Regions from separate parts of the Mus musculus genome. Here regions 2 and 3 are each linked to region 1. Evidence: chromatin loops called from intact Hi-C (ENCODE). Cell type or tissue: heart. All regions are shown on one strand. Links, peaks and the distances in the headings refer to the core of each region. The heading gives the core; the rest is flanking DNA.

What was found. A loop is a pair of places that touch in the nucleus more often than their neighbours do. Peaks named below come from ENCODE experiments on the same cell type or tissue, not always from the same donor. Only the 100,000 strongest peaks of a DNase experiment are listed, where the experiment ranks them.
Region 2: a loop joins it to region 1, with 15 times the contacts of the local background. A loop is called at or near these places in 3 of 42 quality-filtered maps.
Region 3: it touches region 1 in a loop (2.4-fold over the local background); 4 of 42 quality-filtered maps call a loop at or near these places.

The regions. Positions count from the first base shown.
Region 1 is chr9:115,308,199-115,319,222 of GRCm38, forward strand. Stt3b (STT3, subunit of the oligosaccharyltransferase complex, homolog B (S. cerevisiae)) reads right to left here and starts at 2,270. Exons shown (of 16, transcript NM_024222.3): 1 at 1,554-2,270. The coding sequence starts at 1,858. In heart, for the core only: a CTCF peak has its summit at 2,263; a DNase peak (open chromatin) is centred at 2,393; H3K4me3 peaks cover 3,352 bases; H3K27ac peaks cover 3,465 bases.
Region 2 is chr9:114,634,757-114,645,780 of GRCm38, forward strand. Cnot10 (CCR4-NOT transcription complex, subunit 10) reads right to left here and starts at 5,444. Exons shown (of 20, transcript NM_153585.5): 1 at 5,163-5,444. The coding sequence starts at 5,184. It overlaps Gm51659 (a long non-coding RNA gene), which reads left to right and starts at 328. Exons shown (of 3, transcript XR_003948085.1): 1 at 328-944; 2 at 2,401-2,490; 3 at 2,634-3,253. In heart, for the core only: a CTCF peak has its summit at 5,223; a DNase peak (open chromatin) is centred at 5,395; H3K4me3 peaks cover 1,982 bases; H3K27ac peaks cover 972 bases; H3K27me3 peaks cover 484 bases.
Region 3 is chr9:114,928,303-114,932,302 of GRCm38, forward strand. All of the region lies in intron 1 of Gpd1l (glycerol-3-phosphate dehydrogenase 1-like), which reads right to left. Among named protein-coding and RNA genes, the nearest start is that of Gpd1l, 3.7 kb to the right of the region's middle. In heart, for the core only: a CTCF peak has its summit at 2,349 (motif pointing left); a DNase peak (open chromatin) is centred at 2,529.

The DNA of each region.
Region 1 (11,024 bases), core at 1-4,000:
TAAAAAATGTTACTTCATGGAAGTATCTGTACAATTACCCTGGAAATATTTCCAGTTTTTGTTCCACCCCGTGCTATCTTCATCTGAAAAGACACAACTTTCTCTTTTCATGTTGTTCAGTAAATTCTGCGGCTTTCATTTCTAGTCAATCTCAGTTTTAATCTAATTGATTGTTTCAAAGAATACTCTATCTAGTTAGTTAAGACTTCACAAATATTCGTAGGTTCGTATGTAATCTCCACCAACATGATTTTCTCCTCTGGTTCCAAATAACATAATGGTCATTTATAAAGCAAATCTAATGTTAGAAAAAAATGGAAACCTCTTAAAATAGGACGAAAACACCTCACAGCAGGCCATCACTGTAGCTCACTGCTTCTCTAAACAGGTTTTCCTTGAGTAGGCCCCTCTGGTGTTCAATAGATATTGCAGCATAAATATTTTTCTTAAAGTACAACTTAAATCTGATACTTAACACATAAGCCCCCCCCAAAAAACTCATTTATAACCTATATATGTACTAACTCTTAAGAAGATTCTCTGTGCATTTCAAATGGTAAGACAAATACCCTACCGTTTAATTATGTCTAATTACAAGTAAGATTAGTTCAAGGTTGATAGGGCAGCCTGAAGAATAAACTAGTTTAAAGAGGCGCGCTGGCGCTCGCTCTCAATCTCTCTCTGGGGGAAAAAAAAAACAAAAAACAAAAAACAAAAAACAAAAAACTTAACTCAGGTTGGGCCAGGAGGAAGAAAGTGAAAAGCAATCTTCCCGTGTAGGTAACTCAGTGTTCGAAGTTAAGTCCCTAAAACCAGTGAGTGCCATGCAGAGCGTGCAACTTCGGCACCACAATCTAGACTCTCAGCACTGTGGTACGGCTTGCTCTCTTCTCCACAGACCTTCCAGCAGACACCAATAAAAGAACTCATGCAACCCAGTCGGATATTGTAGCAACAACGAGGGTGAGAGTTCAGCTAACAGAAAAACGATCTCGCTCTAAAAAGCAACGCAATACAACTGTGCAAATAGTGTGGCGAGCTGAGAGCACTTAAGGGCCTTAGGGGGGAAAGAGACACTCCGGAAAATACCTGGTGCTGGAAAAACACGAGGCGCTACCACTGCGCTCGCTTTCGGGATAATATTTTCCCCCCCTACATTCTAACACTCCACTCTCCCGGAAAGAAAGCATGAAACTGCGAGGCTGAGCGGACAAGGGGTTCCAGTCACCACCAGCAGCCAGAAGGCAATCCCGGGGCTGCTCCGATGGCAGGAAGGAGAGAAATGAAATAAAATGCAACAAGGCGCAAAGCTGCGGCGGAGAGGGCGTGGGGAAGGGGGCCCCCGGAGCAAGCCGGGGCGCGGCGGCGAAGAGGCGCCGCGCGGAGCCGGCCCACCCCGGCGGCCGAGGACCCAGGCTCCGCTCCCAGGCAAACTTCGCCAAGCGGGCAGGGGGCGCGCCCGGCCCGGCCCGCGGGAGACCGGGTGGGATCCGAGGGGCTCCAGACAAACGGGGACCGCGGGCTGCCTGCGGGGGAAGGGCGGGCACACTCACCACGGGTCGAACTCGTGGATGATGCTCTCGAAGCGGATGACGGCGAAGAGGCGCGAGCTGAAGCCGGCCAGCCAGGCCAGGAAGAGGATGGTGAAGGAGAGCAACGACTGCCACCCGGCCGGCTGCGACAAGCCCCCGGACAGCCCCGCGGGGGGCCCCGGCTTCGGCGCCGCCGCCCTGGACGCGCTCTGGGTTCCGGGCCCATGGTGCCCGTGGCGGCTGTTCCCCAGAGCCATGAGGCCGCTCCACGGGGACGAGTTGAGGGACGACTTGTGCTTGCTCTCCGGGGCCGAGGGCTCCGCCATGTTGTGCCCCGGCGGCGGGTCTCGCTCGTCCTCCGCGGCCACCGCCGCCGCCTGGAGCGAGGGGTGCTGGGCGGAGACCCAGAGGAGGAGGAGGAGGGCGACGGCGACGACAACGAGGAGGAGGAGGAGGCGGAGGCGGAGGAAGAGCTGGGCGCGCTCCCGCCCTCAGCACCGCGAGGCCGGGACACTGGGGGTGGTGGAGGCGGCAGCGATCCGAAGTCTCCGCCTCAACAGTGGCCGCGACCGTCGCGGTCTCAACCCAAAAGGCCCCTGCGCCCCACTAGCCATCCGTGTCCCCCGTGCGGCTGAGGAGGCGGCGGTGGCGGCGAGAGCCGACGGGACGAGGGCGCCAGAGGAGCGGCGGCTCGGAGCGGCAATGACATTCCCCCGCCCGCCCAGCCGCGAGGAGCACAAAAGGGGAGGAGCCCCCTGGAGTCCGGGCGGAGCTCAGGCAACCTTTGACTCCGCCCCCTCGCCCAACAGGAACTGGCCCCTCCGCCTGTCACAGAGCGACAGGTCCGTTAAGGGGCGGGGCCGGAATGGCGGCGTGCGCCAATAGGAGCGCGAGCGGGGCCTTGGGCGGGGCTTCGGCTGAATGGCCCTCCACCCCCTCCGCCTCGCGGCCTCCCGCCTATTCGCCGCCGGCCGTGGCTACGATTTCATTGTCAGTTGAAAGACGCGGTTTCGCGCGCGAGCCCGTTCGGGGCCCTGGGGAAGGGCACCAGGAGGTTCGGCTCGCTTCCCCGCGCGGATTCCGACTCGAGCAGCAGAAGGTCCCACGTCCCAGTCGACCGAAGGAACAGAGAGCACGGCTTGGCCGGGTGCTCGGCGGCCGTGACTTTTAACCCGCTCAGCGCGGGGCGCCCGCCACGTGACGGGGCGCGCAGGCGCGGTGCGGGGCCCTAGGCGCGTGGGTCCAGCCGCTGTGCTGAACGTGCCAGAGTGAGTGGCTGGGTCGCTACATTCTCTGTCCCCGCCCTGCTGCTCTGAAAACTTGGAGTGGGCAGATGTCGTCCGAGCTGCAGTAAGATGTAGCCAGGCGGACACACACATAAATGTCACATTCTTTTTGCTGTGTTCTCCAGGACTTTTTTTTTTTTTTTTTTTTTTTGCAGCTCAATCTTTTGACTGCAAGAATTCATTATTTACACCTGCCTACGTTCCGTCACCAAATTAACTTTTCCTGGACTGTATTAGCTATTGCCCAATTTTCACTCTAGCCAACTGAAACGTAGGAACTTTTCCTTGTCTGGGGCAGTTTGCTTGTACCTTCTCCTTCCTCCACAACTAGCTCCGCCCATCCCCAAAAGGACAAAAGTCAGAACTAAAGATCCGGAGGGTCATTGCAGTGTTAGAAGCCCTCTTGGCAGGTACAGAGGTTAATGTAGAAACAAGGGCCGGCTAATATTTCACTGGTTTCTCGTGTACATTCACAACTGTCCATCTTGTTAGGGAACACCAGAATCTTTAAAATGTGTGTAAAGATTAAGTCCTGTAAATTTGCAAAATAAAATTATGTTCCGTTGCTCATTGTCAAAGGTTAGGTAAATGAACAAATGTACCTAACTAATAGGCTCAGCCACTCCCAACCTGGTGATTAACTTTGCCGGTTTCCTTATAAAAATAAATAGACTCTCATCAGGGAAAATGAACAGCTTCCATAAATAGACCTCCTCACCACCATTTTAATATCCAACATTTATTAAACATGTAAATTTTAATGAGATTCATAGTGGAATATTAACCAATCCCTTAGAACAAAGAGGTGACATGGCCTTTCTCAGAAAAGTGCACATTAAAATGGCAGCGTTTATTTTTGCCCATGTTTCATGAGCCAATGTTCTATTAATCTAAAATAACAGAATTTATCTGACGACTCTCATTTTAGACATTTTGGGTGTCTCTGGTGTTGCAGATGTTCCCTGATGAGTTTCTCTGTCTTCTTCCTCTTGGCTGTTTAATCGCGGGAGGCCCCATGTGAAGGGGAGTAGAAACAATTAACAATAAATTATAAAACACAAGTCACCTGTGTGGGACCATCCCTTCATCTTTGTGTGTGAGAGTGGGCATACATGTACTAAGGCATAGCATGTGGAGGTCAAATTACATGCTCAGATGTTGGTCCTTTTGACACACCAGGTTAGCCTCCTGTCTCAACCTGTGGGTCTTGATCCTTGTGTCAAACTTCTATCTCCAAAAGTATTTCCATGGTGACTCATGACAGTAGCAAAATGGCACTTATGATGTAGCAACAGAAATAATTTTTATAATCGGGGGTCACCACAACACAAGGAGTTGTATTAAAGGGTCACAGCATTAGGAAGGTTGAGAACCACTGCCTCAGGGCGTTGGGATTATAGGCACCTGCGGTCATAGCCAGCCTTTTATGGTTCTGGGAATTCAAACTGAAGTCTTCATACTTGCGTGGCTCCTTAATATAAAGTGAGTTTATCTGAGAACACTGCGGAACACGGTTCAGAAACATAAGGAAACTCAGGGTCATGATGTGGACAAGGACAAAGAAGGAGCCCGTGGGAAAGCATGAGGACGTACTCTAGCGGGGAACTGGAGAGCAGTGGTCCTGTCCTCCCACCCACGTCAGTCAGCTCCAGGTACGCCTGCTGTGTAAACTGTGGCAAACACTGGAGGAGCAGTCCAGGGAAGACTGATGGACAACCGGATGGGAGCGTTACCCGAGGAAGCAGAACCGCAGAAAGGATGGCTCAGAGGAAGAAAAGAAAGAGAAGGAAAGACCCTGCAGTGCTAGAAAGAGGAACGCAAGGGACTCAAGAAAAGACTGGTACAGCCACCACGCAGATCGGATCGTAGCGCGGACTGGGAGAGGTCATGCTGAGAGGGACACTGTACATTGCTTTAACTTGAGAGTGTTGGGAGGATTTGAAGTTGGATGTAGAGTGTGTTTAAGATGAGTCACGTGATCCGGTGTGTGCTTTAAGAAGACTCCAGGGACTGTAATATTTGTTTTGAGAGGCGATCAGTAAGAGCACATCTGTAGATGATCCGAGAGTCCTCAAGTTTACTCTCAGACCTTAGAAATGGTCGGAGAGCGCATGCTCCAGATTTACAGCTTTTCGATAAAGAAAGAAAATGGCTTCTAGTCTGTTCAGGGTGCTTCTGTGTGTGAGCCACCGTATACATGAACTCCCTGGTTCTTAAGTGCCTGTCACAGCCTTGTTGAGCTGAAAAGTGAACCTTCATCTTAGTAAGCAGAATCTCGCCTGTTTCCTTAGCAAGTTTAGTGGTTGGATCGGACATCGCACTCACACAGCTGGAAGGAAAGACCATAGACTACTTTGCAGAAGTCTGGCACCAAAGGTACAGAGGACCAAGTCAGACCAGGAAAAGTGTCCAGGGCTGGAGAGAGCAAAGCAGAGTGGGAAAAACCTGATCACAAGCTTGCCCCAGCTTAAATCTCCAGCTAGGAGACCATGGTGTAAGATGGATCTAAAGCTACCACCAGGCACCATCCTAACTCCGTTCTCCTCAGGTCTGTTTGGTGAGTCACTTCACCTTCATGTTTCAGTGTTTATGGACTGTTCCTTCCTAGAAGGGTTCTGTTCAGAAAGTAAGAATGAGCCCATGAAAGAACTTGACCCAGTGCTTGGTGCGAAGGGGAGCGGTCACTCTGTGTTGGTTATTAGTACTGTCAGTACCACTACTGCCTTAGGCAGGCAGATGGTAAAGCAGCTCAACTTCCTGATGATCAGGACAAGAATCTCCCATGACCCAAGCCTGTCTGAATGTTTCTGTTTCCTCCTCCCAGAGAGCGCTTGCATCAAATAAAACCTGCATTTCCCCCAACACCTGTACATACACGTATACACAAGAAGCACTGTGTGACAGGGAACTATTGTCTCTAGCCAGCAACTCACAGGACCTGAGGCCAGTCAACAGCCCCAGTAGTGATCCAGAAAGCAGGCACTTCCGTTTTCAGTCATGAAATGAGTGCAGTCCTGAGAGACCCAGAACCGTGGACCTTCCATAGCTTCACAAGGATTCCTAGTCTTAAGAACTACCAAACAAGCTGGGCATGGTGGCACACACCTTTAATCCCAGCACTTGGGAGGCAAAGGTAGGCAAATTTCTGAGTTTGAGGCCGGCCTGGTCTACAGAGTGAGTTCCAGGACAGCCAGGGCTATGCAGAGAAACCCTGTCTCGAAAAACAAAACAAACAGACAATCAAACAAACAACAAAAACAAACAAACAAAAAAAAACCCCCTACAAAACAGTAGTTATATTCTTAAGCGTCTAAGACTGAGGGATATTTGTTACCCAGCTGTGGCGAACAGATATAGTGAGATTAAAGAATGACAAGCTTACTAGATAGCTTTTCTCTCATAGTCCTCGAAACAGTCTGAATAACCAGCAAGGATGAAACACCCCAACCATTCCTACTGTGTCAAAGAACTTCCCGTGGGGCACTCATTCCACAGACGTGTTCGTCGGAAAAGCAACCAAATCTACATGCTTTATTGTCTCCCTTTGTGCTCTAACCGCGTGGTTCTAGAGGCCATAGACTTAAATGGATTCTTCAAAAGAAAGCATGCGTGCAGTTAATATGTCTGTGAGAATATTCAGGGTCACCAATCGCCAGGGAAATGCAAATCAAAGCTCCTCCCACTTGACGCCAGGGAAATGCAAATCAAAGCCCCTCCCACTTCACCCCAGTAAGAATGGCTGTCAGGAAAAAGACAGGAAAGGACAGTGCGGTATCGGGTATCGAGCAGAGGAGGATCTCCCGGGGTGGTGGTAATCCTGGATGAGAGGGAAGTTGGCACCTTTGCTTCAGTCTTCAGATGTGAAGACTCAGACTCAAGAGCCGGGACTCAAGAGCTGAATTCCAGGGTAGGATTTGCTAACAGGTCTGGGGACTTGGGGGAAGTCACTGAAGCCTCCAGTGTGCACAGGAAAACCAAACAGAGCTGTGTTAGCGTAAGTTCCACAGGCCTCTGCAAACCTGTGCGAGCGTTCCATGTGGCTTTATAACAGGAATCTGGAACTTGAGACATTGTCTGGTCTCACACAGTGTTAGGCAGTTTCCATCTTTGTACTAAGATACCCAAGGATGTTGACTGAGAGCAGGAAGGATGTCTCCTGGACCATGTCTTCCGAGGTGTTAGTTTATACAGTTTATGGCTCTGTTGCCTTTAGGATAGAGCAAAGCATCAAAGCGGATGGAGGATGGACGTGGCGAAAAGAAAGCAACTTCCTTCACAGCAGCCAGGAAGCAGAGGTGAGGTGCAGGAGAGGAATGAGAGCTGAGCTAGGAGGTGCCTGAGACAAAACACGCCTCTTCAGAGATACACCCAATGAGCTACTTCTACCAGCTAGGCTCTGTCTTCCAATCATCCATTTAACAAACTCATTATTGAAGTTAACACTTCTGTGATTCAGCCACTTGTCAATAGTGACACCAGCTGGAGACCAAGCCTTTAACACACACACACACACTTTTGTGGGGCTACTTCATATCCAAAGGCCCTAGCCCTGGGCTTAGTGCAGAGCGTGTTTCTGCTTTGGATGACACACACACAATGAATAAAGTGACTGGCTGAAGTCAGTTCCTCTCCTCAAGCTCCTGTGCTCCCATGAGGGGACATTTCTAAAACTTTAATGCAACGTTCTGGCTGGGAAAGAGTGGAAGGTGGTGACTCATACCACATAGGCAATATCTAAGCACCGTAGGGAATATTAAAATGAATAATACTAATTTACAATCTGATAGAATTGGGCTGGGGAGCTGTCTTAGGGTTTTACTGCTGTGAACAGACACCATGACCAAGGCAACTCTTATAAGGACAACATTTAATTGGAGCTGGCTTACAGGTTCAGAGGTTCAGTCCATTATCATCAAAGCAAGAGCAGGGTAGCATCCAGGCAGGCCTGGTGCAGGAGGAGCTGAGAGTTCTGCATCATGCTCCTCATCTTCTGCATCATCAAGTCTGCGAGCAAAATACTCACTTCCAGGTAACTAGGATGGGGTCTTAAAGCCCACACCCACAGTGCCAAGCCTACTCCAAAAAGCCACACCTACTCAAACAAGGTCACACCTTCTAATAGTGCCACTCCCTGGGCCGACCATACACAAACCCTCACAGGAGCTTTTCCTGTGAAGGCCCACAGAGCAAAAGCTCTCAGCCATGTGGATATTGTTACCGTGTGCTTCAAATCATCTCCGCCATCCTAGCAAGAAAACATCCACAGACAGCAAGCAAGGGTTTGGGCCTGCCTCCTTTCCAAATCAACATAGCCACTCATGCAGGCCAGTGTGCTGAGCCTTGTGGCAGAAGAAAGAAGTAATTACTGGGATCCAGTCTTGCTCAACAGCCATTATGAAGGTAAGGATGTCTCCCGGAGGCGTGAGCCCTTATGTTAAAGAGTTCACCAGAGCCATTTTCATGAAGCAACTGGTTTAGCCTTGAAGAATAAAGACAAGTGATATCTTCAAAGTAGGGGGGGGGGTGCATGTTGAAACCCTGTGGGAAATATTCATGAATGAGATAGTAATCTAGAGTTCGGCATTAACTCTGCCCTAGTTTCCTTGCTTTTCCTGTGGTAAAATATCCTGACAACAAGGAACTGAGGGGAGAAAAAGGGTTGTTTTAGCTCATGACTCCCAGTCTGTTACTGTAAACAAGCTACAGGCAGGAGCTTGGAGTAGCCAGTCACATCATATCCATAGTCAAGAACAGAAAAAGAGAAATGCATGCATGCTCAGAGCTCAGCTAGTGCTGTCTAGGGTCCCAATCATATCCCTAGTCAAGGAGAGTGAGAGGGTGGGGGAGAGAGAGAGAGGGAGAGAGAGAGAGAGAATGCATGCTCTGTGCTCAGCTAATACTGTCTACAGCCCCAAATAAGAGAATGGTACTGTATAGTCAGGTTTGTTCTTCCCACATCAATTCCCACAATCAAGACAATCCCTCACAGACATGTTCACGGGACAACCATCCTTTATATCTCTCCCAGTGATCCTAGGTGATGCCAAATTGACAAACAAGTCACCACTAGCATATTTTATCATTCTTTGCTACCACTGAATCAAGGGCACTGTTCTGCAAGTCTGAACTTCTGGGTCCATAACCTCGTGGCTTCCAAAGAAGGAAGGCATATCAATTAGGCAATCATTTGGCTAAATGTAATAGCCGGGAGATAGTGGCTCAAGCCACAGCCTCTTAAATGGTGGATTGTGACATGGCTTTGTAACTGACTCTGGGGCCTCTGAAAAATTTGGCAACCATAAAAGCCTCCCGAGCATGCAACAACACATACTTAATTCAGAATGAAACCCATAATGAATCTGAGATGTTTCTGGCTGGAGTTGCAGGAGCCGAGTCATGTGACTCCGCTACAGGCTTGGTTCTGAGCACACAGGCGTGTACCCTGCACTCTGAAGGCTGCTATGACACACAAGGCCAGTACTCGCTACCTGGAGCATCTTGGTTCATATTCAGGGTGGTTCCATGAGAGGGCTTTCCAGGTGCTTCTGTACATACCTTTTTAAAATTTCTGTTCCTATAAGAACGCAATAGTTTATTCACAGTATGAGCATTCTTCATCAGGTAGGATCAAGCTAGGAGGTCTCTGGATTGGGTTGTATTAGAATGTTTGATTTTTAGATTTTTTTATTTTATGGATTTGAGTACACTGGAGCTGTCTTCAGACACACCAGAAGAGGGCATCAGATTCCATTACTGATGGTTGTGAGCCACCATGTGGTTGCTGGGAGTTGAACTGAGGTCCCCTGGAAGAGCAGCCAGTGCTCTTAGCTGCTGAGTGGCCTGTCCAGTCTCCTAGAATGTCTGAGTTTACAGGTTGCTGTTTGGGTTGCTGACTTGAGTTTTAAAAAAAAAAAATCATTAAATAAATTCTGGCTTGAGATTAGGACGGAATTTCCAGTAATTTAAGAAATGGCTCTAAACATACTCTGCCATAGATTTATATAAAGTGGCATTTTCAGCATTAATGATGCTAAAATTAGAATATTAATCAATACTCAAAAATATTATCAATAGTCTACGTTGTTCCATATCACGAATACTCAGCTGAGAATAATTCCTTATGTGATCATAATAGAGCATTTCCATCTTGTTGTTATGCAAACTTGCTTTAATCTTTAGTTTTCATTTTATTTTATATCCATGAGTATTTTGCTTGCCTGTTAAGTCTACCATGTGGCTACAGCACTTGAGAAGGAATCAAATTCTCTGGAACTGAAGTTACAAGTGAGTGTGAGTCTCTGAGTAGGAGCTGGGAATAGAACCTGGGTCCTTTGCAAGAACAGCAAGTACTCTCAATAACAGAACCATCTTACTACCTGTATTTTTTTTAAAGATTTATTTATTTATTGTATGTATGTATATGAGTACACTGTAGCTGTACAGATGGTTGTGAGCCATCATGTGGTTGCTGGGAATTGAATTCAGGACCTCTGCTTGCTCCGGCCCTGCTTGCTCCAGCCCCAAGATTTATTTATTTATTATTATAAGTACACTGTAGCTGTTTTCAGACACACCAGAAGAGGGTGTCAGATTTCATTCTGGAAGGTTGTGAGCCACCACGTGGTTGTTGGGATTTAAACTCTGGAACTTTGAAAAAGCAGTCAGTGCTCTTAACCACTGAGCCATCTCCAGCCCCTGCCCCTGTATTTTTTTTAATATTTAAAAAATATATTTGTATGTGTGTGTGTCTGTGTATAGGTATGTGCACATGTTTACAGGTATACAAGGAGGCCAGAAGAGGGCGCTGCATCCCCAGGAGTTAGAGTTACCTGCTGCTGTGAGCCACCCAAAGTGGGTACTGGGAACAAAACTTGAATCTTCTGCAAAAGCAGGTGTGCTATTTACCACCGAACTTCATCTCCAGTTCTTGCTTTACGCTTTAACACACAGTATGAGTATATGTATATCAATAATTGTCTTTAGAGTACATTTTTATGCTTTATTATCAGTAAACATTTGTCTTGTATACCTACTTTATAAGCATATCAAACTAGTTACTTTTTCACTGCTAGGACAAAATACCAGAGAAGCAACTTAAGGAAAGTAGGGACTATTTGAGTTCACAGTTCAAGGTCCAGTCCATCGTGGCAGGGCAAGTATGAGGGCAGGAGCTTGAAGGCAGCTGCCACAGCATGTTCACAGTCAG
Region 2 (11,024 bases), core at 3,163-7,162, 670 kb before region 1:
CACACACACACACACACACCCCGAGACACGGTTTTAATACTAGCTCAAGCTGGCCTCAAACTTACTATGAAGCCCATGGTTAGCCTCAAAATCATGGCAATCCTCCTGCCTCAGCCTCCCAAGTGCTGGGCTTAAAGGATGAGCCACAATGCCCATCTAGGACACTGAAGAGTTTAAGCATCTACCACTAAAATCAGATTCATGTGGACACAGCTGTCATCATCCCTAGAAAACAGAAAAAGTCTCAAAATTCCCCAGGAAATGGGCCAACCTCAAGGTCAAGCAACCAGCTCTGCAGCTCACTTCTATGTGTATTTGAGAACTCAGTTACATAAATACTTTTTTACATCCATATTAGTCAAACCATAATTTACCTACATCTTTTACTTTAGGATAACAAAACTACTTCAATGAGATCACTTTTTTTTAATTAATTTTTTAATTTATTGTGCATTGCAGAGTTGGAACCTGGCTTTCGAATGTCCTAAGAGACAAGCACTCTTTGTCGATACTGACTTCTTACCAGACAGTGTTCGCACATAATCCCACAGTGCATCTCCATTGGCGATGGGGAGCGGGTCCGACCGCCCCTCCAGAGGCTTCAGGTCCCTCCTGCCCTGGCCTAGTGGACATGGGGGACACAGGCCAACGGAGCTCTCGGATGTGCAAACCCTGACACTCTTTAAACTGAAAGACTTCATTTCTAACAACAGTAACAACACCACACACGCGTACGCACACACCCCACCCCTATAGATTTCAACTACACAGAAAAGAAACATAACATCTCTTCCAAACTGAAGGTCAGTTAACTGAAAGCACGGACATATTCCAACACAGAATGTTAACACTGCAAAGCTGACTGGAGGATGACTACAAACTGTGCTGTGCAAACACAGTCCCAGGGACAGACAGGGAAAGACTGAAAACACTATGCTGAAAGGGTAAGATAGACAGACACAAAATAGCAATGCCTTGGCAAGGCAGAGTTTAAACAATGTCTTTTCCTTTTGTTTTGTTTGGGTTTTAAAACAGGCTCTCGGGCTGGAGAGATGGCTCAGCGGTTAAGAGCACTGACTGCTCTTCCAGAGGTCCTGAGTTCAATTCCCAGCAACCACATGGTGGCTCACAACCATCTGTAATGGGATCTGATGCTCTCTTCTGGTGTGTCTGAAGACAACTATGGTGTACTCCTACACATAAAATAAATAAATATATTAAAAAAAAAAAACAGGCTCTCAAGTAGCCCAGGCTAGCCTCAAACTCACTATGTAGCCAAGGATTAACCTGAAGGTTCTTTTCCCTCAACCTTCCAGGCATTGACATGACAGCCCTCACTGAAGTTACCAGGGAGCTCTTAGGACAGCTCAGATGTGGTTTCTACCACCCCCCAAAAAAAAGCCAAACCCCACCAGCCTGGTCTACAAAGTGAGTTCCAGGACAGCCAGGGCTATACAGAGAAACCCCTGTTTCAAAAAACCAAAAAAAAAAAAAAAAAAAAAAAAAGGGCTGAGAAGACGGTTCTGTGGGCACAAGTGCGTGCTCTGCAAGTGTGACAATGTGAGTTTGACTCTCCAGACCCACATCAAAGCTGGGAACAGCTGCACAGGCTGTAACCAACCAGGATGAAGACAGAAGGGTGCCAGGAGAACCCAACCAGGATAGAGACAGAAGGGTGCCAGGAGAACCCAACCAAGGCAGAGACAGAAGGGTGCCAGGAGAACCCAACCAAGGCGGAGACAGAAGGGTGCCAGGAGAACCCAACCAGGACGGAGACAGAAGGGTGCCAGGAGCTCAGTGCCCAGCTGGCCAGCATAGCAAAGAGTTTGCTTCTGGGTCACTGAAGGATCCTATATCAAGAGAATAAGACAGTAGATGTGTCCTTTCCTGGCCTCCATACAACTCATGTGCATGTACCACACACTCACAACACACATGGACACAACCCCCAAGAGACAGAGACAGATGAGAGAGAGAGAGAGAGAGAGAGAGAGAGAGAAATAAACACACTGTTATATTCTATAGTTCTAATCCCTCAAACAAGAGGAGTTGGAAAAAATGGGAGTCCACGAGTTCCAGAGACTAAAGCAAGGCACTGTCTGTCCTCGGAGCAGCTGAGCACAGTGGCACATGGAGGCTGGGACACTGAATTGAAGGCCCACTTTGAATACTAATAAGCACATGGCAAGCCCCACCTCCATTCTGCTCTTTGGCTTCTTTCTCTGTTTGGTTTTGTTGAGGCAGGTCTCAGTCTATCTCCCAGAAAGGCCTGGAATTCAATTTCCCAGATTGACCTTGTGGGTCCTTCTCCTGACTCAACTCCCAGGTGCTGGGATGGCAGGCGTGTGTCACCACAGCCTGCTGACTTCTGTTTGATCACTGGATCTCTCTCACACACAGGCATTCCTGCCTCCTGTCATGTATCACAGGGCTTCACCAAAGGCTGAAATGCTGCCATTTGCTCTTGGACACTTAGCATCCATTAACAAGGTAAATTGGGCGTAATGACACATATCTGTGACCCCAGCACCTCGGGAGGCTGAGGCGGGAGGCTGAGGCGGGAAGATCCGAGCTTAGGATCCTGCTGATCAATTGCCAAGGAGACACACAAGGACTCTGTTCCTCCCTTTTAGATGCCCTTGAACAACCGGAAGAAGAAAGCAGGAGGAAGCAACACAGACAAATCCTCTCCCCGTGTGCTACTTTCAAAAACTGCTTCCAGAGGCTGTTTTTCCAGAGGGGGCCATGGTGAGGCCCCTTAAAAAAACTCCCACAGGAAGTGATTGCCACGGCTTCTCAGAGCCCATGGTGGATCAAGAGCAGGGATGGAATACACTGTGTCTCCCCTTCACTTCCTGGACCCTGGGCTGGCACTTTCCAAATAAGTTTAACATGTCTCTTCTGCCTCTTTCACCACTACCATAAGAAACACTGGCTGGTGCTGTTTACTTGCGTGTGCGTGTGTCAGAGACAACCTGGAGAAGGCAGTTTTCTCTGCATGAGTCCTGGGGATGGACTCAGGTGTCAGGCTTGAAAGAAAACACCTTTACCCACTGAGTAAAGTGCTGATAAAGTACTACTCGGGTGGTAGTGGTGCTGGCAGCTGGGTCAGCACACGCTTTGATGCCAGCCTTCTGAGGTAGAGGCAGAGGCAGAGGCAGGTGGATTTCCTGCTTTTGAGGCCAACCTGGTCTACAGAGGGAGTTCAAGGACAGACAGGGGCAACACAGAGAAATCTTGTCTCGAAAAAAAACCTAAAAAAAAAAAAAAGAAAAGAAAACAAAACAAAACAAAAAGAAAAGTGTAAGAGAGCAACTACGAGGACCCAACAGCCAGAACCATGCCACTTAACCCAGCAGAGGTCCAGAGTGCAGGTCCTCAGAGGCAGGCTGTCTTACACTCACTTCATCATCTGAAGGATGCCTGCACAGTGTCTTTGTGAAGGAAGGAAGCAAGCAGTGAAGGAACGCCACGTGACTGAGGTGCAACTCAAGCCGGGCAGTCCTGGATCTGGTGAGACGCTTCCCGGGAAATGATTCCAGAAGCAGCACTGTTTTGATTAACAAGGACAGTCCCGGTCCCGTCTAGACCCGGGCAGGCAATTGGCACCCTTCTTGCATCCCACACCAACAGGATCACCCCTTCACTTTATTCAGATCTGTGCTCAATACTATCCCAGCAGGAGCTGGATCAGCAGGGGCTCGGTGGGTAAAGATACTTGCGCCCTGATGATTGGATTTGATCCTTGAAAGCCAAGACATGCAAATCACCTTGGTGCTCAGTGATTAAAAGCACACACTGCTCTTCAGAGGGCCTGAGTTTGATTCCCAGCACCCACAACTACCTGTAACTCCAGCTCTGCGTGACCCAACTCCTCGGACAGCATCTTCAGGCATTTGTCCTCACGTGCATACACCCAAAGTTAAAAATAACTTTAAAAAAGGAATCACCTCACAATAGATTTTCTCTGATCACCTAGCTAAAATTCTATGGCAGTGGGTATAATGGCACACAACTTTAATTTAGCACTCAGGAGGCTTTATGTCTAGTGAGTTTGAGAATAGCCTGGTCTATATAGCGAGCTCCAGGACAGCCAAGGCTACATACATAGTGAGACCCTGCCTCAATCAATCAATCAATCAATCAACCAATCAATTCCGCCCCACTCTCTAAACATTACTTTCTTCAAAGAAATATAGCAGACTTTCCAGGTAATAAATGGGCTCTCATAATTCCCTAATGGGAAAAATTCCTGATGGAGTACCACAGAAAACCACAGAAATTAAGAACTTTATCTTGGGACTGGAGAGATAACTCAGCGGTTAAGAGCACTGACTACACTTCCGTAGGTCCTGAGTTCAAAATCCCAGCAACCACATGGTGGCTCACAACCATCCTTAATGAGATCTGATGCCCTCTTCTGGGGTGTCTGAAAAACAGCTACAGTGTACATACATATAATGAATAAATAAATAAATAACTTAAAAAAAAAAAGAACTTAATCTTGGGGCTGGAAAGGTGATGGCTCAGCGGTTAACAGCACTCGCTGCTCTTGCCGAGGACCAAGACTGGGTTCCCAGCACCCACAAGTGGTGGCCCACAACTGTGTAACTCCAGCTCCAGTAGACGCAATGTCCTCTTCTAGTCTCGGCAGGCACCTGCACTCACACACATAATTAAGACTTTTAAAAAGGAATCTCGAGGAGCTCGGGAAAAATCAGATGAGGAACAAGGTAAGTGAGAGCAGGCAGGAGACACAGTGAAACGTCACGCCTCTTTAGACAGTTTTCAGAATGACTCCACTGGACACGCTGACCAGAGGGAACTTTTTCAGTGGCTGAGCCTGGGGGGGCCTTACGGCAACCGTGCGTGCTCGGATAGACTTTCCCTTAAAGCGTCTGGACAGCGGCGTGACAAATTCAAGCTTCCTGCGCCAGAATTAACTTGGAGAGCAAGGCAAATGCAGTGCAATCAAGATGGGGTGCAGTAGAATCAAGATGTGTCACAGCAGAAAATCCACTGGACTCACAGTAGAGACAGCTGAGAAGAGTGAAGGGCACAAGTACCCAAGCGAAGTCAAGTGGCCCTCGGGTCCCCCACGCGGGCCCTGCCGTCCCCGCGCGCAGTGTGTCAGCCCCTGGGTCGCGGCGCGGGCGCCTCACCTGCAGGCTTGTCTGCAGCCATCTTCCCGCCTCGGCTCGAGTTCCTCCCTGTAGGTGGCGTGGCCCCGACTCCCGCCGCCGGGCTGGTGGTGAGTCCTACCGGCGGGGGACAACTCTTCAGCTCAAGCCCGCTCCAGTCGCCTCGGCTAAGGTCCTGGGCGGGCCACGGGCTGAGGAAGTGACGAAGTTACTGCTCGTCGTCTAGCAACAGCGCCAACACATCCGCCGGTGCAGGGCTGTTTTCCCCGCCATCCACAGCTTCCGTCCCGTAGCGGCCAAGGGAGACGCTACTTCCGGGGCGGGGCCAGCTGGGCGTGGGAATTAGGGCTGGCCTCGGCCCCGGAAGCGCGTCCTTCTGCAAACCCGGAAGTACACTAGTGTAGGTCCTGAGTGAAACACAGAAGGGGAAGGACTTTTTGTTCCGCATTTCAGCAAAATGGCAGGCACCACACCTGAGGTTTATGTGCTAAGCTCTGAGTCTCATAGGGGCTGTTTTTCCATAACAATGAGGATGAGAGAAGTGTTGTTAGAGGAGGCCACCTCCCCCAGAAAAAAGGCTTTTTTTTTTTTCAAAGTTTCAGAGCTGTTTTGTTATTTGTAGCCAAGTTGAAAAAGCCATTCAGACTGCATTATGCATGCGGTTTCTCTGATTGCGAGTCATGCAACCATTAACTTACTATGGTAGGTCGGTCTAAGACAAAAGCTTGATGCATCACGATTACTAAGCACAATGATTTAGATTCAAGTTCAAATCCTCTGCAAAAACAATACCCACTCTTCAACTACCCAGCTCCCAACTATCTCATCTCTAGCCCATATCGTGACAAATTTTTGTTTGTTTGTTTGTTTAATTTTTTGAGACAGAATCTCACTATGTATCCCTATCTGGCAGTCTTTGTGGCAAAGGCTTTAACCCTGAACTGGTTCTGGTTTTGCTCAATGACCATAGCCTTGGGTTCCAGAAGCACCTACTCCATTCTTCCTTTCCCTTCTAGAGAACAAACAGCATTTATAATAACAGAGGTTCATTTCACGGAGAGAAACAGACATTAAAAGCATTTGTGTTAGACTTTTTGCTTCTGTGATAAATACCCTAGAGGAGAATTTAAATGAGGAAGGATGGATTTTTTGCCTCGTGTATCAGAGTTTTCAGTCCCAGGTCACTTGGTTCCATTGTTTTTGGACCATTAGTGAAGCAGTGCATTGTGCCAGGGCACAAGTGACAGAGTAAAGTTGTTGCCTTCCTGGTGCTAGAAGCAGAGGAAGCTGGGAGAAGAAATAGTCTCCAAGGGCACATGCAACTGAGATACTTAGCCCCACTGGGCCGCACCTCCTTAATTTCCATTACTTCCTAATGATGCACCAAATTACGAATCTGCAAGTGGATGAATCCAAGGATAGCTCCAAACTGTTGGAATCCTATTATCACTCTCAAGGACTGGGGGCCGGGCCTCCTATATGCAGGCTTTTGAGGGAGAGGAACTTCATATATAAATGACAACAGCACTGAATTGTAAAGTGACCCAAATGGTGCTTTGATGGGAGCATAGTTAAGTATGTAAATAAATAAATCACATGGAGCTATTTATTTGGTTTACATTTTTCTATTTTCTGTGTAGCTTACCTTAGAGATCTGCCTGTTTCTGCCTCCCGAGTGTTGGATTAAAGGCTGCACCATCACACCAGGTACTCCTCATAAGACTTTGAAATTTTTATTTTTATTTTAAAAAATAAGCCAATTACCAGCAGAATAGATCAGAGGGTAAATGCCTGCCACTAAGCCTGATGACCTGAATTTGATTTGCAGAAGTTAAATGGTAGTAGGAAAGAAATGGCTTCCACAGGATTCAATAGATTTCAAAATCAGATTTCTATTCTAAGGCCAATCAGGGATATAAGCAAGATCAGACTCTGCCTGAAGAAAAAAGTCATGAAATATTTTATTAAAATATTTACAGTGGTTCCTGGTTTTAAAGCTAGTCCTTTGCTGGTGTAAATCTTGAGCAAAAAATTTAGAGGTCAGATGTACACATGCATAATATTCCAGCCTCAGCTGGTAGAGGCAGGAGAATTTTGAATTTGAGAGCAAACTAGACTGGAAACAAGATCTTATCTCAAGTTTAATTTAATTTTATTTATTTATTATTTTTTAAAGATTTATTTATTTATTATTTTTTAAAGATTTATTTATTTATTATATATTAAGTACGCTGTCGCTTTCTTCAGACACACCAGAAGAGGGCATCGGATCCCATTACAGATGGTTGTGAGCCACCATGTGGTTGCTGGGAATTGAACTGGGAAACTCTGAAAGAGCAGTCAGTGCTCTTACCCGCTGAGCCATCTCTCCAGTCCCAGTTATTGTTAATCTTACAGTTTAAAGACATTGCTATGGAAATCATTCTTGAGCATCTACAGAGCTAAGGGCCATTTGTTAAGATACAAACAATGGAGAGGATTTTAGCTGTATGACAACATCATCATTAAAATTTTATTGTAGGGATGGCAAGATGCCTCCGAGGGTAAGAGCACTGACTGCTCTTCCGAAGGTCCTGAGTTCAAATCCCAGCAACCACATGGTCGCTCAAAACCATCTGTAATGAGATCTGATGCCTCTTTCTGGTGTGTCTGAAGACAGCTACAGTGTACTTATATATAATAAATAAATAAAACTTTAAAAATAAATTTAAGGCTGGGTGTGGTGGTGCACGCCTTTAATCTCAGCACTCCGGAGGCAGAGGCAGGCGGATTTCTGAGTTCAAGGCCAGCCTGGTCTACAAAGTGAGTTCCAGGACAGCCAGGGCTACACAGAGAAACCCTGTCTCGAAAAACCAATAAACAAACAAACAAACAAACATAAATGTAAAAAAGAGAGTGAGAGAGGGAGGGAGGGAAGGAGGAAGAGAAAGGGAAGGGGAGGGAAGGGAAGGAAAGGGAAGGGAAGGGAAGGGAAGGGAAGGGAAGGGAAGGGAAGGGAATGAAAGGAAAAAGAAAAAAACATATAAGGCTTGGGGAAATGGCTTATTTACCATCAAGCCTGATGACCCGAGTTGAGTCCCTGGCATCCACATTGTAGAAGGAGAGGACTCATGAAAATTGTTCTCTAACCTTCACAAGTGCAATGTGACATGGGTACATGTGGCATGTACATGTACATGCAATGTGGCATGTACACATGTTCTCTCTCTCTCTCTCTCTTTCTCTCTCTCTCTCTCTCTCTCAAAATCTATATATAAACTAGCAGAATGTTTGGTGTTATGTGTCTTTAATCCCAGTATTTGGAAAGTAGTGGTCCAGAGGATCAATATGACTTCCAGAAAAGCCTAGGTGAAGAGTGACACCCTGTCTCGGAAGACCCAAGGCGTCACACGCTTCTCATGACAGTACTTGGAAGGAAGGCAGAGAAGCCGGAGGACCAGACATCTAAAGACAACCATGGCTACATAGCCAGCTCAGGGCCAGCTTGGTAAGATATGTGAAACCCTGTGACAAACAACAGCAATGAAAACAAAAAGTCAAACAAGGGGGGGGGTGTATAGAGCAGGGACTGGATAGATGGCTGAGTGGCCACTGGTGCCTGCTTCTCTTTCAGAGAACGTGAGTCCAGTTCTCAGTACCCAGGTCAAGTAACTAGCTTGTAACTAGTTCCAGCAGATCCCATTTCATTTTCTGGCCTCCATGGGCACCTCTACTCACTGACATTATCACTTGTGCACAAAGAAAGAGAGAGAAAAGACAATCAAACAGGCTGCCTCCACTTTCCAAGTTCCGGCGCTACAGGCGTGCACCACTCTACCTGGTATATGTGGTGTTGGGATCGAATCCAGGCCTTCACGCACGTTGGGCAAGCATCCCACCAATAAAGCTATATCATCAGCCACAGTGTATTTAGCCTTGTAACTCATCTCTTTCACATACTGTGCAGGGATGTCAGTGAAGGATTCTGGTTGAAGAAAAGGCAGATGCAAGTGCCTTTTAGATGAATTAAACATGATTTTCCTCATCTAGTTAGTCATCTTTCCGGAACACCCTCCCTCTTGCTTTTCCCCAGTTTCCTTTGGAGAGTCCCAGTTTATGAAATAGCTGTCCATTCTCCATAGTGACCTTCTTCAAGTCTCTTATGTCTCTATGACTTCTGAGACTCTGCAAGTTAAAGGATGAGGGTAAGCAAAGATGTTAAATGTCCCTGAACTGTTGGTGTGAGCTGTGACTTTTCCTGAACCTTTCATGCCAAGAAGAGAGTGTTTATGGCCTCTACCATAGAGACCATTCATTGGCAACTATATTGACAAATGTCAATGCCTGGCTCCCAGAGAGGAAAAGCCAGGCTGGATAAATTACACCATTGGGTAAATCATGCAGATTCCCCGCCTACCCAAAGGAGACAGAAAGGAATGTGCAGTCAGAAACAACAAGAACAAAACAGACAAACCAAATGGATCACCAGTATTCTTTGGAAGGCAGAGAGATGCAAAGCTTCAGAACTGATAAAAATCCAGTTATGGGTATGTGAGCTTTGTGATGGGGGAGCGGTACTAGACTAATGTATTGGCTACTTCTCTTTCTGTGTCAAACAGCTGATAAAGAACTTGAGAGAGGAGGGGTGTAGTTTGTTGTAGTGGGAAGATCTTGGCTGCAGGTGTCTCCATAGCTTTAGTAGGAAGCTGCTGGCTTACATCTTTATGGATTGAGAAGCAAAGAGAAGGGAATTGGAGCGCTCAGCTGGAGTTCTACTTAAAAACCAAAACCAAAACCAAACCAAAACAAAACAGGGACTGGAGATATGGCTCAGCGGTTAAGAGCACCGACTGCTCTTCTGAAGGTCCTGAGTTCAAATCCCAGCAACCACATGGTGGCTCACAACCATCCATAACAAGATCTGACTCTCTCTTCTGGAGTGTCTGAAGACAGCTGTAGTGTACTTACATATAATAAATAAATAAATCTTTAAAAACAAAACAAAAAAACAACTGCATGTGGCTGGAGAGATAGCTCAGAGGTCTTCCAGAGGACTGGGGTTCTATTCCCTCACTCAAATGGTAGCCCACAACTGTCTGTAACTCCAGTCCCAGGGGGTCTGATGCTCTCTTCTGAACTCCATAGGCCCCAGACATGCACAGTGCGCATGGTGCACAAATAAAATATTCATACACATTTTTTTAAAAAGTGTGTGTTCATGCATGTGTGTGTATATGTATGTGTGTATGTGTGTGTATATATAAGCATGTGTGTATGTGTGTGTGCATGTGTGTATGTGTATGTGTGTGTGTGTGTGTGTGTGTGTATGTGTGTGTGTGTATAGGTTAGAAAACTACTTTTGGGAGTCAATTTTCTCCTGCCACCATGTGGCTTCCAGGGTTGAACTCAGATTGCTGGACTTGGTGACAAGTACCTTTACCTATTGAGTCCTTTCAGAAACTCCTGATAGTTTCATACAGATGTGTCAGTATACTCTTTAAAAATGTATTTAGAGCCGGGCAGTGGTGGTGCATGCCTTTAATCCCAGCACTTGGGAGACAGAGGGAGGCGGATTTCTGAGTTCGAGGCCAGCCTGGTCTACAGAGTGAGTTCCAGGACAGCCAGGGCTACAGAGAAGCCCTGTCTCAAAAAACAACAAACAAATAAACAAACAAAGTGTTTAGAAGTGGGATCTCACTGAATATCTCTGGCTGCCCTTGGAACTCAATGTGTAGACCAGGCTGGCTTGAACTCACAGAAATCCACCTGCCTCTTGTGTTCCTGGATTACAGGCATCACCACTATGCAGGGTCTCTGTGTGAATACTCTTTCCTTCCTGCTAGTTATTCGGTCTGGGAGCCCAGGCCACAGAATGGTACACTGGCTGATTTTATATCAACTCAA
Region 3 (4,000 bases), core at 1-4,000, 380 kb before region 1:
TCTGTGTCTAGCGCTTGCTCTCTTTCTTCTTCTTCTTCTTCTTCTTCTTCTTCTTCTTCTTCTTCTTCTTCTTCTTCTTCTTCTTCCTCCTCCTCTTCCTCTTCCTCTTCTTCTTCTTCTTCATAACCAAAAGAAAGTCCTCAGCTGTAGAGATTTGGGACATATTCCCACAAACCAGAGTCCTACTAACAGCAAGGACAATGCACAGAAGGCACTAAGAGCCTCTGATCTGTCTCTGTGAAACTCTCCCCGTAAACTCACCACCTTCTCCTTCTCTGTTCTGCTCTAGTCTCTCTCAGTTCTACTGCACCGCTCTCCACAAACTCGTCTGTATCCTGTAGTGTACTCTCTTCCTCCTGTACTGTCTGTCTGTCTCTCCCTTAAGCAGCTTCCCTTTCCTCTTTGTCTCGAGAGTTGGACATGTATGTTTCTGTCAGATCTATCTCTGATTCATCACTTTGCCCTTCAATTGGACATCACTTTCAAACATGGGCGCTTCCTTCTACAGACTAACTTTATCTTCCTTGTTTGGGATTAAAGGTGTGTACTAAGGGCCAGTCTGTAGTCTAGCCGGAGGGATTAAAGGTGTGTGCTAAGGACTGAGCCACACCCTAACAGTAAACAGATTAAAATATCCTGTAACAGTTAGGGCGGAAGCTCAGGTTCTCAAATGTTTCTCGTTCTACCAATGTGATCTATCCCCAGCCCTTGAAAGGCTGAGACAGGGTCTCACTGTGTAGCTCAGGCTGGCCTTGAATGGCCTCCATAGGATGATCTTAAGCTCATGATCCTGCAGCCTCCACTTTTCAAATCCTGGGATTACAAATGAGTATGCCATCATGCTGTGTGTGTGTGTGTGTGTGTGTGTGTATGCACAAGTATGTGTATGCCTGCCTGCACACATGGTTCCAATGGATGGTCAAGACTCCTCTGGCCTCTCTGTCACCAGTCTAGTTGCCTCGCACCCCCAGCCCCAGTCCCCACATGGAGGACAAGAGTACCTTACCTAGCCTACCTTCACAATCACTGGTATCAATTGGCTTGGAGGAGGCACTTGGGCCTGAGAGGTAATGGCTACATCTTAGCTCTAAGTGACTGCATCTCTGTTTATATAAATATTCAAACCGCTGTGGTTGGGACCAGATATGGACGTAATGGCTGGCTCATGTTTGAAAATGAGCAAAAGGCTGAAGTCACATCAGGGGGCAAATCTGCCCTTTTCTAAGGAGCAACTCACCAAGACGAGCTGCAGAGGTGACCCTGGTGTAAGGGGTCTCTGGACCACATGCTGCAGACACGGGGAGGACAGGCAAATCTGAGTTCAAGTCTAGCCTGGTCTTCATAGTGAACTCTTGTCTCACAAAACCAAAGCAACAACCAACAAATCCCCCTGTCCTGCAACGTGGTGCGGCGTCCCTGTAATCTCAGCACTGGGGAAGTAGAGGGAAAAGGATCAAAAGTTCAAAGTTGGGCCGGGCAGTGGTGGCGCACGCCTTTAATCCCAGCACTTGGGAGGCAGAGGCAGGCGGGATTTCTGAGTTCAAGACCAGTTTGATCTACAGAGTGAATTCCAGGACAGCCAGGGCTATACTGAGAAACTGTCTGGAAAAAAAAAAGTTCAAAGTTGGGACTGGAGAAGTGACTCAGGAGGTTAAGAACACTGCTAATCTTCCAAAGGACATAGGTTTGATTCCCAGCACCCACATGGTGGCTCACAACTGTCTGTAACTCCAGCCAGGGGATCTGATGATTGCTTCTGGCCTCCAAGGGCTCCAGACATACATGTGATACACAGATATACATGCAGACAAAACACCCACCCCCACAAAATACATAAATTTCTTTTTAAAAGTTATATAAATAAAACTCTATGGGATATATTAAAATAGTTCTAAGTCATCCTTTATATTAAATTCATGGCCAGGCTGGGCTATAAAAGACCATTCCCCCCCCCAAAAGGGGGAAAAACCCACCCTGTTTAAAATGTAACCTGTAGGCTTATGCCAGACCCCAGTTCACAGTTTGTATCTTTGAATCTTATCTTCTAAGCCCTTATTTATCTCACACCTGAGTCATTTAGTAGTGAGTCCTGTTCCAGAAATGAGCACAGTACCCTAAAAATCAAGAGGGCAGGAACTCTAAGGAACACAGCACCCACCAGGGGCAAACACTGACATACGTACAATCCAGAATTGAACATTCCATCTCTACCCCAACTATTTTTTTGAGACAGGATTTCATTGTATTCTGGTTGGTCTAGAACTTACTCTGTAGCCCAGGTTAGCCTCTAATTGTAGTGTTCCTCCTGTCTCAGTTCCCCATGTACAGCAATTACAGTCAGAGCCATTCTGCCCCCTTCTGGTCCCTCCCTGGTGTTTTCAGTCTCCGGAAGTGGGGATCCTCTGTCTAGGACTGGAGTGACTCTGTACTGAAGGTGATGGTCCAAAGCCAGCAATGATCCCGTAATGGAGGCAGGCAGCCAGCCCAAACCTTCCAAACATTTCTCAATCGCTGTGCCACAGGCCAAGTTCTACTCGCTCCCTGAGCCCGATCGGACCAAGAATGCAGCCAAGTACATCAGAATGAAGATGCTTCAGGCTAGCAGCCAGGCCTCCATGAAAGGCCAGAGAAGTTCTCTTGACAGCCCTTGTTCCAGCTCAGTCTAGCGTGGCAGAGCTGGGCCACTTCTGCCTGCACCTGACAAACTGGCAGAAGGGCTGCCCTCTGTGGAGCTGCACGGAAGAGGAAAAGGCTGTCTGTGAACCTAGCACCAGGGGGTTGGAGGCCCGGGGAGGAGGAGTTCAAAACCAGCCTCAACTGAGACAAGGCCAACTTGGGCTAAATGGGACCCAGTCTCAAAACAACAACATAATGTGCATAGTGGGTGCTTGTCCAGTGGCAGAGCCAGCAAGGCAGCTGATGTTTCTTTCCAGTGACCTTGATGTTGTAAGTGGTAAAGCCAACTTGAAGGTCTCCGTAAGGCTCTGAAGGACAGGAGTCCTATTTGATAGGGCACAGAGCTTTCTGCTGTTGCCTCAGGTAACACACTAAAAGCACATAGTGGGGCAGCAGGTAGAATCCTGATGATCTGAGTTAGATCCCCAGAGTTTACAGAACTCCCGAAAGTTGTCCTCTGACACACAAACACACAAAAAAAAAAAAAAAAAGGGAATGGACTCTACGGGATATATTAAAATATATAGGGTGTGGTGGCACATGCCTTTAATCCCAGCACTCAGGAAGCAGAGGCTGGAAGATCTGTGAGTTCAAGGCCAGCCTGGTCTACATAGCAAGTACCAAGACCTAATCTCAAAAATGAAATAAAACAGGGGCTGGGGAGATGGCTCAGTGGTTAGGGGCACGTGTTGCTCTCCCAGAGATCCTCTTTCCCAGCACCTGCACGCACAGCGGTTCACACCCATCTGTAACTCAGTTCCAGGAAATTCTCTGCCCTCCTCTGAGCTCTGCAGGGACCAGGCACAAGCACTTACAGATATACACAGGCAAAAACTCATATCCATACAAATAAAAATTAAACAAACTGGGGCTGGAGAGAGGGCTCAGCCGGTAAGAGCACTGACTGCTCTTCCAGAGGTGCTGAGTTCAATTCCCAGCAACCACATGGTGGCTCACAACCATCTGTAATGGGAACTGATGCCCTCTTCTGGTGTGTCCGAAGACAGCTACAGTGTACTCATATATATAAAAGAACATTTAAAAAAAATCTTTAAAAAAAATAAACTGTAATAAAAATAAAAAGCATGACTTTAAATTTCTGATTCCTCTGTCTGCCCCGTCAAGGACTGGAATTCCAGGCAGGTGTTACTACAACTCTTGGCTTTTAAAACACATGGCAGAGCCAGGCACTGGTGGTACACGCCTTTAATCCCAGCACTTGGGAGGCAGAGGCAGGCAGATTTCTGAGTTCGAGGCCAGCCTGGTCTACAAAGTGAGTTCCAGGACAGCCAAGGCTAAGAGAAACCCTGCCTCAAAAAACCAA